2 separate regions of the Homo sapiens genome follow, and region 1 is linked to region 2. A link is a contact called in ENCODE Hi-C or POLR2A ChIA-PET data. All regions are on one chromosome and are shown on one strand. Each heading gives the region's core, a stretch centred on a gene start or an enhancer-like site at or near the end of the contact. The rest is flanking DNA. Distances are from core to core; before and after follow the strand shown.

The links. A loop is a pair of places that touch in the nucleus more often than their neighbours do. ChIA-PET counts read pairs that join two places held with the same protein, here RNA polymerase II (POLR2A). Pooled maps may share reads with other maps.
Region 1: a pooled map shows a loop between it and region 2 (3-fold over the local background). The contact joins two enhancer-like sites. A Hi-C loop is called at or near these places in 2 of 50 pooled maps. POLR2A ChIA-PET finds 5 or more read pairs at or near these places in 2 of 52 experiments (GM10248 and activated CD4-positive, alpha-beta T cell).

The regions. Positions count from the first base shown.
Region 1 is chr16:23,920,137-23,926,112 of GRCh38, forward strand. All of the region lies in intron 2 of PRKCB (protein kinase C beta), which reads left to right. Among named protein-coding and RNA genes, the nearest start is that of PRKCB, 87 kb to the left of the region's middle. Within about 2 kb of position 4,100, at least 3 of the 41 ENCODE cell types and tissues checked have a DNase peak (open chromatin) inside an H3K27ac peak, as active enhancers do.
Region 2 is chr16:23,669,201-23,674,621 of GRCh38, forward strand. DCTN5 (dynactin subunit 5) reads left to right here. Exons shown (of 6, transcript NM_032486.4): 6 at 1-5,421. Among named protein-coding and RNA genes, the nearest start is that of PLK1, 7.0 kb to the right of the region's middle. RefSeq lists an enhancer at 1,214-1,443. Within about 2 kb of position 1,396, at least 3 of the 41 ENCODE cell types and tissues checked have a DNase peak (open chromatin) inside an H3K27ac peak, as active enhancers do.

The sequences.
Region 1 (5,976 bases), core at 2,850-5,349, 250 kb after region 2:
CACATCCTCACCAGCACATGTTATTTTCTTTTTCTTTTTTTGATAGTAGCCATTTAATGGGTATGAGGTGGTATCTCATTGTGGTTTTTGATTTGCATTTTGCTAATGAGTGATGCTGAGCATCTTTTCATGTGCTTATTGGCCATTTATGTGTCTTCTTTGGAGAAATTCTATTCAAGTTGACTTCTATGATTTTGCATTATCACATCTGTATTGATTCAAGCAAGCCAACTAGAATAAATTCTGGCATTTAAACCGATTTTGTGGTTTTTCTGCAAATAAATTCTGCCCCCAAATAACCTCCAACTTTCTGGAAGCAGTCAGCAGGAGTACAGTTCTGAAGATAACTTTCTTTAAAAAAGGAAATTCATAAAATATCATGCATCTTCCTTTTTTGACACTAATGGAACAATTTAATGTAATTTCAGAGGGAAGCAGAGCCCCTGGAAAGGCTGGTGTGATAAGGGAAGGTTACCCAGCTTTCCTGTCAGGCGGTGTGTGGGAGCAGAGAGTGGCATTCTCTGCATACTCTTGGGGAGAAGAGTGGGTGAGACAGGCTGCTCAGGGCTGGGGCAGAGCCCAGGGGAAGGGGATGGAAGGGGAAGAACAGCCCTTCAAGAGTCCTGCAGAAATTGGTGGAAGTTATTTAACAGAAGTGTTCGGCTCCACCCAGCACATTCTGTTGCCTTCTACATACAGAGTGTGTTAGTCTGTTCTCATGCTGCTAATAAAGACACACCTGAGACCAGGTAATTTATAAAGGAAAGAGGTTTAATGGACTCACAGTTCCACATGGCTGGGGAGGCCTCACGATCATGGCAGAAGGCAAATGAGGGGCAAAGTCACGTCTTACATGGTGGCAGGCAGGAGACAGCATGTGCAGGGGAACTCCCATTTATGAAACCGTCAGATCACCTGAGATTTATTCACTACCATGAGAACAGTATGGGGGAAACCACCCCCATGATTCAGTTATTTCCACCTAGCCCCACCCTTGACATGCAGGGATTATTACAATTCAAAGTGAGATTTGGGTGGGGCCACAGCCAAACCATATCACAGGGTAATGAAGAATGTGTGCCCAAGTAGTAGAGGGCTTAAGAAAACCACTCTTGGGCTCTGAGTCTCTCTAGGTCTCAGTTTCCTCATCTTTCAAATGGCAATATTAATAAGACCCACCTCATAGGGATTGTGTGGGGTTTAAATGAGAAAAGACAGGTAAGGTGCTGGTACCTTATAAGTGATTAAGTTGCCATTAAGGTATTGGGGACTTAGTGCTTGTCCTTGAAGAGCTTTCGGTCTCGTGAGGAGACAGCCTGATCGTTATAAACTATTATAGAAAATGGGAAGAAATAAGGGTTGAGGTGTGATAAAGATGTGCTAGGCCAGGCAAGATGGCTCACGTCTGTAATCCCAGCACTTTGGGATTACAGGTGGGCAGATCACTTGAGGCCAGGAGTTCAAGATCAGCCTGACCAACATGGCAAAACCCTGTTTCTACTAAAAATACAAAAGTTAGCTGGGTGTGGCGGCACCCATCTGTCATCCCAGCTACTTGGGAGGCTGAGGCAGGAGAATTGCTTGAATCTGAGAGGCAGAGGTTGCAGTGAGCCAAAATTGCACAACTGTACTCCAGCAAGACTCTGTCAAAAAAAGAAAAAATAAATAAAAAAAGATATGCTATACCCTCATATCACAATAATGCCAGGAAATAGATCATTAATTCTGAACCCTAATTCTTGGGTGGGCATCAAGGCAGGCCTCACAAGAAGAAGGCATTTGAGTTGAATCTTATAGGCTCAGCTGGGTTCCAACAGCAAAGACTTAGGGAAAGGGCAGAGCAGGCAGGGGAACAGTAAGAGCAAAGGCTTGAAGGCATGGAAGTTCATGGGTAATTACTGACTGAGATGTTTGGTGTTATGGTGCATAGAACACTATCGGATGATAATGAAAACATTGAATTCCAGCATGTTTAGAAGGACATTGGCTGATAAAAATGACGTCTTAATAGTTATCTGTGGACAAATTTGTAAATGTAAAAGAGTTGTAGACTCAAATCCTACAGAAATTAGGCAGGAGACCTAAATGAGTGAAGTGGGTGGGTATAAAACAGAGGTGGTGGCAGGAACCCATGTTGAATTGAATAGTGGGTGTTTTGTTTAAAGGGGCACCAGTAGTAATTTTTCCTCTGTTGGAATATGATCCTAGGGCTGCCAGCTCTTCTACTTTTTCAAGAGAAGCCAGAAATCTGGATTTCATGCAAAATTTCTTGTTTTTCTTTTTATTAAAGACATGGTATGGACCAAAAAAAGATGTCTCTAGGCTAGATCTCTGCAACCTCTCATCTATACTCTATTTGCATTTTTAAAGACTATATGCAAATGTTATTTAGCAGAGCTACCTAGTTTTTTTGTGTGATGATAGCATGTGAAAGAGCTATGATACATCTTGGAAATGTCAACTTTGAAATATACAGTGACTGTGTTGGTCACTACAGAATGATCTCTGCAGAAACTTCAGTTACATTTTCTCTAAATGACACCTTTGCTTTGACAACACATTTTCAAAAAGAAAAATAGCAAACTACCCTTCCTCCAGGGCCTTAGCCACAGTAGCTCCTGCCAGCATAACACAATGCTGCACCTTACTGAGGGATCAGGAAATGTGGTTTGATTTATAATTATGGCTTCATGGGTAGAATGGTGGCCAATGTCCACATGAGCCACACTCAGTGGCTAAGATCCAGAGGGCATTTAATTTAGGTAGCCAGTGTTACAGACATAGTTTAGATTTTTGCAGCCTTGACCAATCTTAATAGATCTGTCTGTTCTTTAGAGTTACCTTTTTTTCCTGCCTCCTAGCTACCTACACCTTTTAATGCTAAATGTAGTTAGCTAGTGAATGCTGTTATTTGAATCTTAAAATTTCAGGTTGGGACAGAACCTTAAAATTCATGTATTTCAACCACCCTTTGTATGAGGCAGGAATCTTGGTTATGACAGGTGACAGAAAATTCAAACTAGCTTAATTCAGAAGGGAATTTATTGCCTTTATAAAACCAAAAAGTCCAAGGGTAGCTGCCTTCAGGTATTGTCTGATCCAGGGGTTTGTTATGTTTCCAGGACATGGTTTCCTTTATTCCATCTCTGCTTATGTATTGGCTCCCTTCTCAGATGGAAGAGACTCCCCTCATCAAGGTGAGATGGCTATGGAAGCTCTACTCACATTTCCTCTAGGTTCAAGTCCATGTAGAGAAGAGCACCTCTTTCTCTTGTTATATCTCACAGGCTCTAAATTAGCTACTAGGGCCAGTGAAAAAGCAATGTGCTGATTGACCACCCTTATCTACTCTTGGAGTTCCGGATGGAATTAACACTACCTGAATTATGTGGACCAAGAGTGGGAAAGGAATAGTTCTCCAGAAGGATATTTGGTATTGTTATTAAAATAAGGTTAATTGAATACTCACTGAACCATCTAATGCTTGAATTCCCTTCATAGCACGCCATTGGTGACTGTCCAATCTTCAGTTACTAACATGCTACCCCCAAAATGGTGTGTTTGTGCAGCTCTAATAATGACAGGGTTTCTCCTAATACTGAGATGATATTGGCATCTCCATAGTTCCAGACATTATTTCTGGTCCCAACCATAATCAACCTGTTTTGACACGGGTGAACATGTAAGGGAAGGGATTGCTCATTGTGGTCACAGAAGTAACCTACCCAATAGAAGCACACCAACTTGAAGCATGCTTCCATGATCACTGAGGGAGGAAAATGATTGGCAAGTCTCGTATTGGTCCTTGAAGCGCTCCCTATAAACACTTGTCACTGCCAAGCGTGTATCACTGGCCAAAGCAAGTCACATTGTGATATGATTAGACTTTGTGTCCCCACCCAAATCTCATCTTGAATTGTAATCCCCATAATCCCCATGTGTCTAGGGAGAGAACTGGTGGGAGGTGAATGGATCATAGGGGCAGTTTCTCCCATGCTGTTCTCATGATACTGAGTGAGTTCTCACAAGAGCTGATGGTTTTATAAGGGGCTCCTCCCCCTTCACTCCTCACTCTTCTCTCTCCCGTAGCCATGTGAGAAGGTCCAAGCTTGCTTCCCCTTCGCCTTCTGTCATAATTGTAAGTTTCCTGAGGCCTCCCCAACCATGCGGAACTGTGAGTCATTTAAATCTCTTTCCTCTAGAAATTACCCAGTCTCGGGTAGTATCAAGATAGCAGTGTGAGAACCGACTAATACGCATGGCCATGCCTAACTTCAAAGCGGCTGGGCAAGTATCATATTGCTGTGTACTTGGGAGGAGGGGAGAATCAGAATATTTGATCTGGCGACCACCACACAACTGAACTTCTCTATTTCTGTGTTCTTCTTGTTAACCATCTAGTTTCTGTTTCCTCTTGTGACACATATATTAATTAATTTTTCAATACCCAAACACAAGCCTCTAATATTTATCTTTGTTTAGTTACTTCCTAATAAACTAAGATATCTCTACATCCTGATCCTAAAATTCAAAGGCTCCACGTATACCATGGTGACTAGTTAATTCCAATATATTGCATAGTTGAAAATTGCCAAGAGAGTAGATTTTAAGTGTTCTCACTACGAAAAAATGCATATGTTAAATAGCTTGATTTAGCCATTTCACTATGTATACATGTAGGAAAACATCATGTTGTACACTACAGATGTATACAATTTTTACTTGTCAATTATAAACAACAACAACAAAACTGCAAAGTCTCCTTAGACCCACCCAATCACATGTTGTCTGCTCATTTAATGAGTAAATGCTATATAGGTTCATTCTGGACCTGGGTAAAATGATTTACGGACTGGGACCAAGTGGGAGGACCCTATTTCAATTCATTAGGTAAGGTCTTCCAGGTCAATATTTGACCATTGATTGGCACATCTGGGGTATAGTTATTTAACTGCCTTCTAGTTTACCTCAATATGACCCCTCAGTGGAGGGAAAATGGAGCACAATGACTAGAAGAATGTTGAGAGATGAGGAAAGAGAGAATGGGATGGAAAGAACATAAAATAGGAAAGCATTGACATTGTCACTTCTTGGCTATTTCTTCCTGTAAAATTTTGCCTGGAGTGCCCTACAATGGGGTCCCCATCCTCTGCCCTGATAACATCTTAGTGGATCACTCCTCTCTCCCTTTTCATTCTGCAGGACTTGCCCATTGGGGCTCTTTCAGACCTGACTGGTCATTGGGTATCTGTGGCCATGATAATCACTCTCTTCCTGGACGTGACCCTCCTCTCGTTAACCAGGATGCCTGTGTTCTTAAGGTTGGCCGTTTCCAAGGACAGAGAGCTTGCATCCCATTTCTAGGGGACTGGGGATCCAAGGACTCCATTCTTGACATTGTCTTGTCAGCCTTGAAGTGCCGAAACCCAGCATCCCTGTCTGAGGTCATCCTGTCTCTCTTCCAAACATGAGGACTTCTTAAATTTTTTAAAAAAAGTTTTTACTTGTATAAATTGAGAAGGCACAAGTGCAATTTTGTTACATGGATATGTTATTTAGTGGTAGAATCTGTGCTTTTGGTATGTCCATCACCCAGATAGGGTACCCTGTACTCATTAAGTGATTTCTTATCCTTCACTCCCCCACCCAACCCTTCCAAGAAGGATGACTATTACTCAACAGTCATTCAGTAGCCATTGGAGAATGACTATTATTCCATACTCTGTGTCTATGTGTATTATATAGTTCCCATTTATAACTAAGAATATGCATTATTTGACTTTCTCTTTCTGAGTTTTTTTTTTTTAAGATAATGGCTTTGGGTTCCATCCTGTTGCTGCAAAAGACATGATTTCAGACTGGGCATGGTGGCTCATGCCTGTCATATTAGCACACTGGGAGGCTGACGAAGGAAGATCACTTGAGCCCAGGAGTTTGAAACCAGCCTGAGCAACTTGGTGAGACTCCGGCTCTATA
Region 2 (5,421 bases), core at 146-2,645:
AGATGGGAAGGACCTTGGTTGGGACTCTTTCCAGTTCACTTGGGGCAGAGGGAATTTAATGGCTCACGTAGCTGAAAAGGATGGGCTAGATTGGGCTTCAGGCTGCATCCCAGGACTCCAAACAGGGATCTGTCTCTTTGGCTCTCAGCTCTGCTTTCATTTGAGTTGGCTTTATTCTTGGGCTTCACAGTGTGGCCCCACAGCACCAGTTATTGATAAAAAGAGCTCCCCTTTGCTGACAGAACTGCTGGATTTGGTTCTCATTGGTCCAGACGAGGAAGGTATCCAGCCTCAAGTCATCATTGTGGCCAGGAAGATGGAATACACCAAATGGACAGGCCTGGCATGTACCCACAGAGACTGAGAGTTGGTGCTGGTGGTTGTGGTGGCAGATGATATTACCTGAAGAAGGGACGAATGGGTGCTGGGCAGGACAAAGCATCAGCTGTCCAGTTCAGGCCTCTCCTCTTTCCCTGGTGTCTTCATTTTCCTCCGTCTCCCTGCTGTCCCTTACCCTCTGCCCAATCTCTCATTACTCCTGGTCTTGGGAGTTGCCTTCTGAGGATACTCCACTGGGGGTACCTGAGCCTGGATTAGAGGGCAGGGGGAGGATATTGCCTAGCCAAAGTGGGTGTTCAATAAAGAACCATTTGGAGATGGTCTTCTGTCTGGAACTGCTTCCTTTTTGTTTTATTATTTTTCCCCAGATGAGCTGACTGGGCCATGGAACTGCATCCTTATGGTTCCCATAGCACCTTACCGAGGCGCCCTTATCAATAGAGTTTTAGTTATGTACCTGTGTTCTTGTCTGAACCCCTACTAACTGTGAGCTCCTGAGGAGTCAGGCCTGAGTCTGTGGGTCATCTAGCACATCCTTAATAGAATGATTGCCTGGATGTGACCACCCTCACCCCCAACCCTCACACACCCTGCCAGCATGCCTCAGACCTTACCCCAGCTCAAGATAAGTCTCAGATTGCAGGATACCTGCTGCAGGGAACAAAGGTGAATGATTGTCTTGTGAGCCTCCTGTTGACTGATTCTGTTTTACATGGCTGCACAGAGCCCTTGTGGTTATTTGGGGTTGGGGTGGTGGCTTCTGTATTAGTCACTTCTGCATGAACCATTTCACTCAGGATCTGAGGCCACAGTTCCTTTCTTAGTCACTGATACATCTGGCAGACTTGAAATTAATCAGACAAACATTGTTCATAGTTAACATATCCTTGGAAGTTTCTCAGCTATAAGGAAGAGGTCTTGGTGGCTAGGGAGGCCTTTCTCTGTATCCTGTTCTATCCAGTGAGAGCCTAGAGGGTGCTGCCCAGCCATATTCTGGCTAGCCTCAGCGGTTCTCCTGAAAAAAAATTGGCATCTGACAACCTGGATGGTGACTATAGGTAGTCAAATCCAGCTGGCTGGTCTCCTGGGGGTTAGCTTCCATGGAGCTGCAAGTCCCCTGAAATGATACTGGCAGTGTTGGGACAGCGTGTCCGAAGGCCTGGTTTTTTCAGAACTGGTCTCAGCAAAATGTCTCGCCAACTTCTACAGTTCCCATAAGTACATGATAACTGAAACACTTCTAGAGCCCCCCAGCAATGGGCTTGTGCTTTTAGTAGAATATGTGCTTGCTTCCATTTAGGGGTAAGAAGGTGGGCCCCTCACCATATGCTGCACAGAGAAGAGAGACACCATCACTCATTTATTCATTTAACAAGTGCTTTCCAAGCCACTACTAGGTGCCAAGCACTTCCTAGGTCCTGGGGATACAGTGGAGACTAAGATGGAGCCAGTTCTTTCTCATAGGGATCTCACAGCTTAGTGAGTGAGAAAGCCAAAGAGTCAAAATACAGAGAGGGTCTGAGGGGCCCATTTTGAGAGCCATCATAGTGGTGAGGAGTGTGAGTGCTAGAGTCAGGCTGATCAAATCCCAGCCTGCCATTGGCTAGCCTTGTGACTTTGAGCAAGTTATCTTACTTCGTGGAACCTCAGGTTTCTCATCCATAAAATGGGGAAGTTGGATAGGGTATTATGATGATTGAAATGCATTTATACATGTAAAGCATAAGTACTGGCTCAGGGTGAGCACTCAATAAACGGCAGTTTATTAGGCACTTTTATTAGGAAGTGATACACCTTGAGCAAAACCCCTTAGAGTATAAGGCATAGCATTCTTACATATTTTTAAAATTTAAAATAAAATTTAAAACATCTTGCCCTTTATAATCAGTCCGCCACAAACAAGAGATGGAGAAATCACCCTTCCTTGTTTTGTATCTATGGGGTGCAAACATTTAATCCTCCCAACTGTCAAAAAAGTGAGAGTTTCACAGCCTGTTTTACAGCAGAGGAAACTGATATTCAGAGAGGTTAAGTAAATTTGCCCAATGCCACACATCTAATAAATGGCTGAGCTGGAATCAAGGCCAGCTCTTACTTGGCTGCAAAATCCATGTTTTATGCAGCTCCTCCACTATCTTGGCCTCCAAGGCAGCTGGCTTTGAACACTACCCTTGCAGCCCAGTCAGCCAATCCCTTGCTCTCCTGAAGCTTTTGCTGGTGGGCCAGCCCCACCTGCTTTCCTTGTGCACTCTGACTTGGACCCTGAAGTGAGAAGAGTTGGCACAGGACATCTTACTTCCCTGAAAACAGTACCTGGACTTTTCTGTATCTTCACATCCATTGGGCATTGGGCAAATGGGTCATGCAGATGAAAACCATCCAAGATAAGAGACATGGGAGTGAAATTCACACCCACTCTGGCTTTCATACCATGGGTCTGAACATTAGCCCATGGTGTTTCTTGGCCATACTGACCTGTGCCATTTCAGCTGCATTCATCTCAGTTGGTGTTGTCTGCTGGCTGCTCTTTCTGATTTCCCACAGGAGCAGTAAGAACCTGAGGAAGAGTAGGGTCAGAGGAGTCTGGGAGAATGAGGAAATATGAGAGCCCCAGGAACTGAAAAGGCCTGTGAGAGACTCTGAGCTTCCTGGGAACAGGTATAGGTTCTTTTTATTTCAATAATAACAGAAACAACTGTCAAAACCATGTGCCTGTACTATTTGGAGTGCTGTCCTTGCAGAATCTCATTATAAGAACCTTAGGAAATAGGCACATCATCTCCTGGATAGAATCCTAGGAAATGGGCACTATAATGGGCACTTTATCCCATTTTATAAACATGGAAATTGAGGCACAGAGAGATTAAGTACTTTCCCAAGGTCATACAGCTAGTGATGGAGGAGCTAGCATTTGAACCCGGAGTTTTTAGTCTATTGAGTTTAACCGACAGATCATACTGTGTTTTGGTAGGGAGGGAGGGAGGAAGCAAGCAAGTGAACAAATGAGTCTGGGATTTAGGACTTGCCAGACAAACAAGGCCCAAGAGGCAAGTGTGCAGGTGGGTGTAGTTGGGAGTCAGCAGAGTTGGGTTGGAATTCAAGCTTTGCCACCTGCTGGCTATAAACCTTGGTTGGGTAAGTAACCCAAGGTAAATGAGATCATCTCTGTAAAACTCTTAGCCTTGTGCCTGGCACATAGTAAATGCTTAATAAGGGTTCACTGTTAGTATTACTGTTACTGATAACATACAAATAGATTGTATTAATGGACCATAATTGCAACTGTATAAAACAAATTCCATGTTTGGCCAGGCGCAGTGGCTCAAGCCTGTAATCCCATCACTTCGGGAGGCCGAGGTGGGCAGATCACGAGGTCAGGAGATCAAGACCATCCTGGCTAACACAGTGAAACCCCATCTCTACTAAAAATACAAAAAAATTAGCCAGGCATGGTGGCGGGTGCCTGTATTCCCAGCTACTTGGGAGGCTGAGGCAGGAGAATGGCGCGAACCCAGGGGGCGGAGCTTGCAGTGAGCTGTAATTGTGCCACTGCACTCCAGCCTGGGCGACAGAGCGAGACTCCGTCTCAAAAAAAAAAAAAAAAACCACAACAACAACAACAAAAATTCCATGTTGACAAGGATGGGAATATGAGAACATGGAAACAGCTATGAAAAGACATAAGAGAATTAGGAGGATTTTCTTTAATATATCATTTTTTAAAAAAAAACTTGCTTGTATTTGTTTATTTTTTAAATAGAGACAGGGTTTTACCATGTTGCCCAGACTAGTCTTGAACTCCTGGGCTCAAGCGATCTTGGCCTCCCTAAGTGCTGGGATTACAGTCATGAGCCACTGTGCCCCGCCATTTTTTAATAAACCTTTCTAATGGAACAAGTAAAACACATGCAGTGGATGCTCAGCAGGCCTTGAGTGTGTGAATGAAAAATATTTGAACTTGTTTTTACTGGTTGATTTCATTGCTTAAAAAACATACCTTAGCTGGACGCAGTGGCGTGCGCCTGTAGTCCCAGCTACTCATCTCTTAAAAAAAAAGTTTTATGCTTGTTAATTTCATAAATGCTAGAGGGATCACCCTAATCAAATAAAGCTACTCAAAAATAAAATATGAAAGGTGTTAGTGGGATACAGCTTTCTAGTTTTTTGCCACTAGTGGATAGGTTGGAATTTAAATTCTTCGGATATTGGAACCAGAACAGGCTGTAACTGATTATTTTTGCTGTGATTCGTGCTTACTGGAGCCTCGGGAAAGAGGGAGACAACATGTAAAGAGAAGCAATCTGTTTGGAAAATGAAAATACAGTTAAATTGCTAATGAACCCTTGTCAAAATCAAATGTCTCCCCTTAGAGGCTGATGATTGTCTAGTCTAATATGCATTTTTTTTGAGTGGGTCAATTGGACTCTAAGACCAACAAGATAAAAAGGCAGCCTTGCATGTCACTTGGACCACAGCTGTCTGGCCATGCAGCATGCCTTCACTGCTGCTGAAGAAAAGCAGCTGCTTGTTGAGAATCTCAAATTCTCAGATCCTAATTGCCTGGCCCTGACTCTAAGCTGAAACCTGCTACTGTCTGCCTTGAGCTGTTTTAGCCTCAACACGAGCTATGCTGAACTGAAAGCAGGCACAGGCTCAATGACCAGGACTCAGACGTTGGGGCCGTTGGAGATTAAGGACCCCCTCCGTGGAGCGCTAAACTATGAAAACGTCCTGGAACCTGGCTGAAAAGGGCTTATTCTCTAATGGGACCATCTAAGATCAAGCTGCTGATAGGCTCTTTGTCTCTAATACAGAGGCTAATTGCATTCCTAACTTCTAATATTTGCCAAACGCTCCAAGCTGGGGAAGGGCACATCGCAAGGACTATGACCTCTCCTCCTGCTTTTGACAGACCAGACTCAAACCTTCTCTGGGGCTTCTCTCACTGCTGTTGACTTGTTGCATTCAGCTTTTGGGATTAGTTGCAGCTTGCAACAGTGGACTGACAGCCTGACTCTACTTCCCTCACTTTTCTCCCAGCACACACAGCTTAGTAAGGTAGGTGGATTATTAAAACGTAGC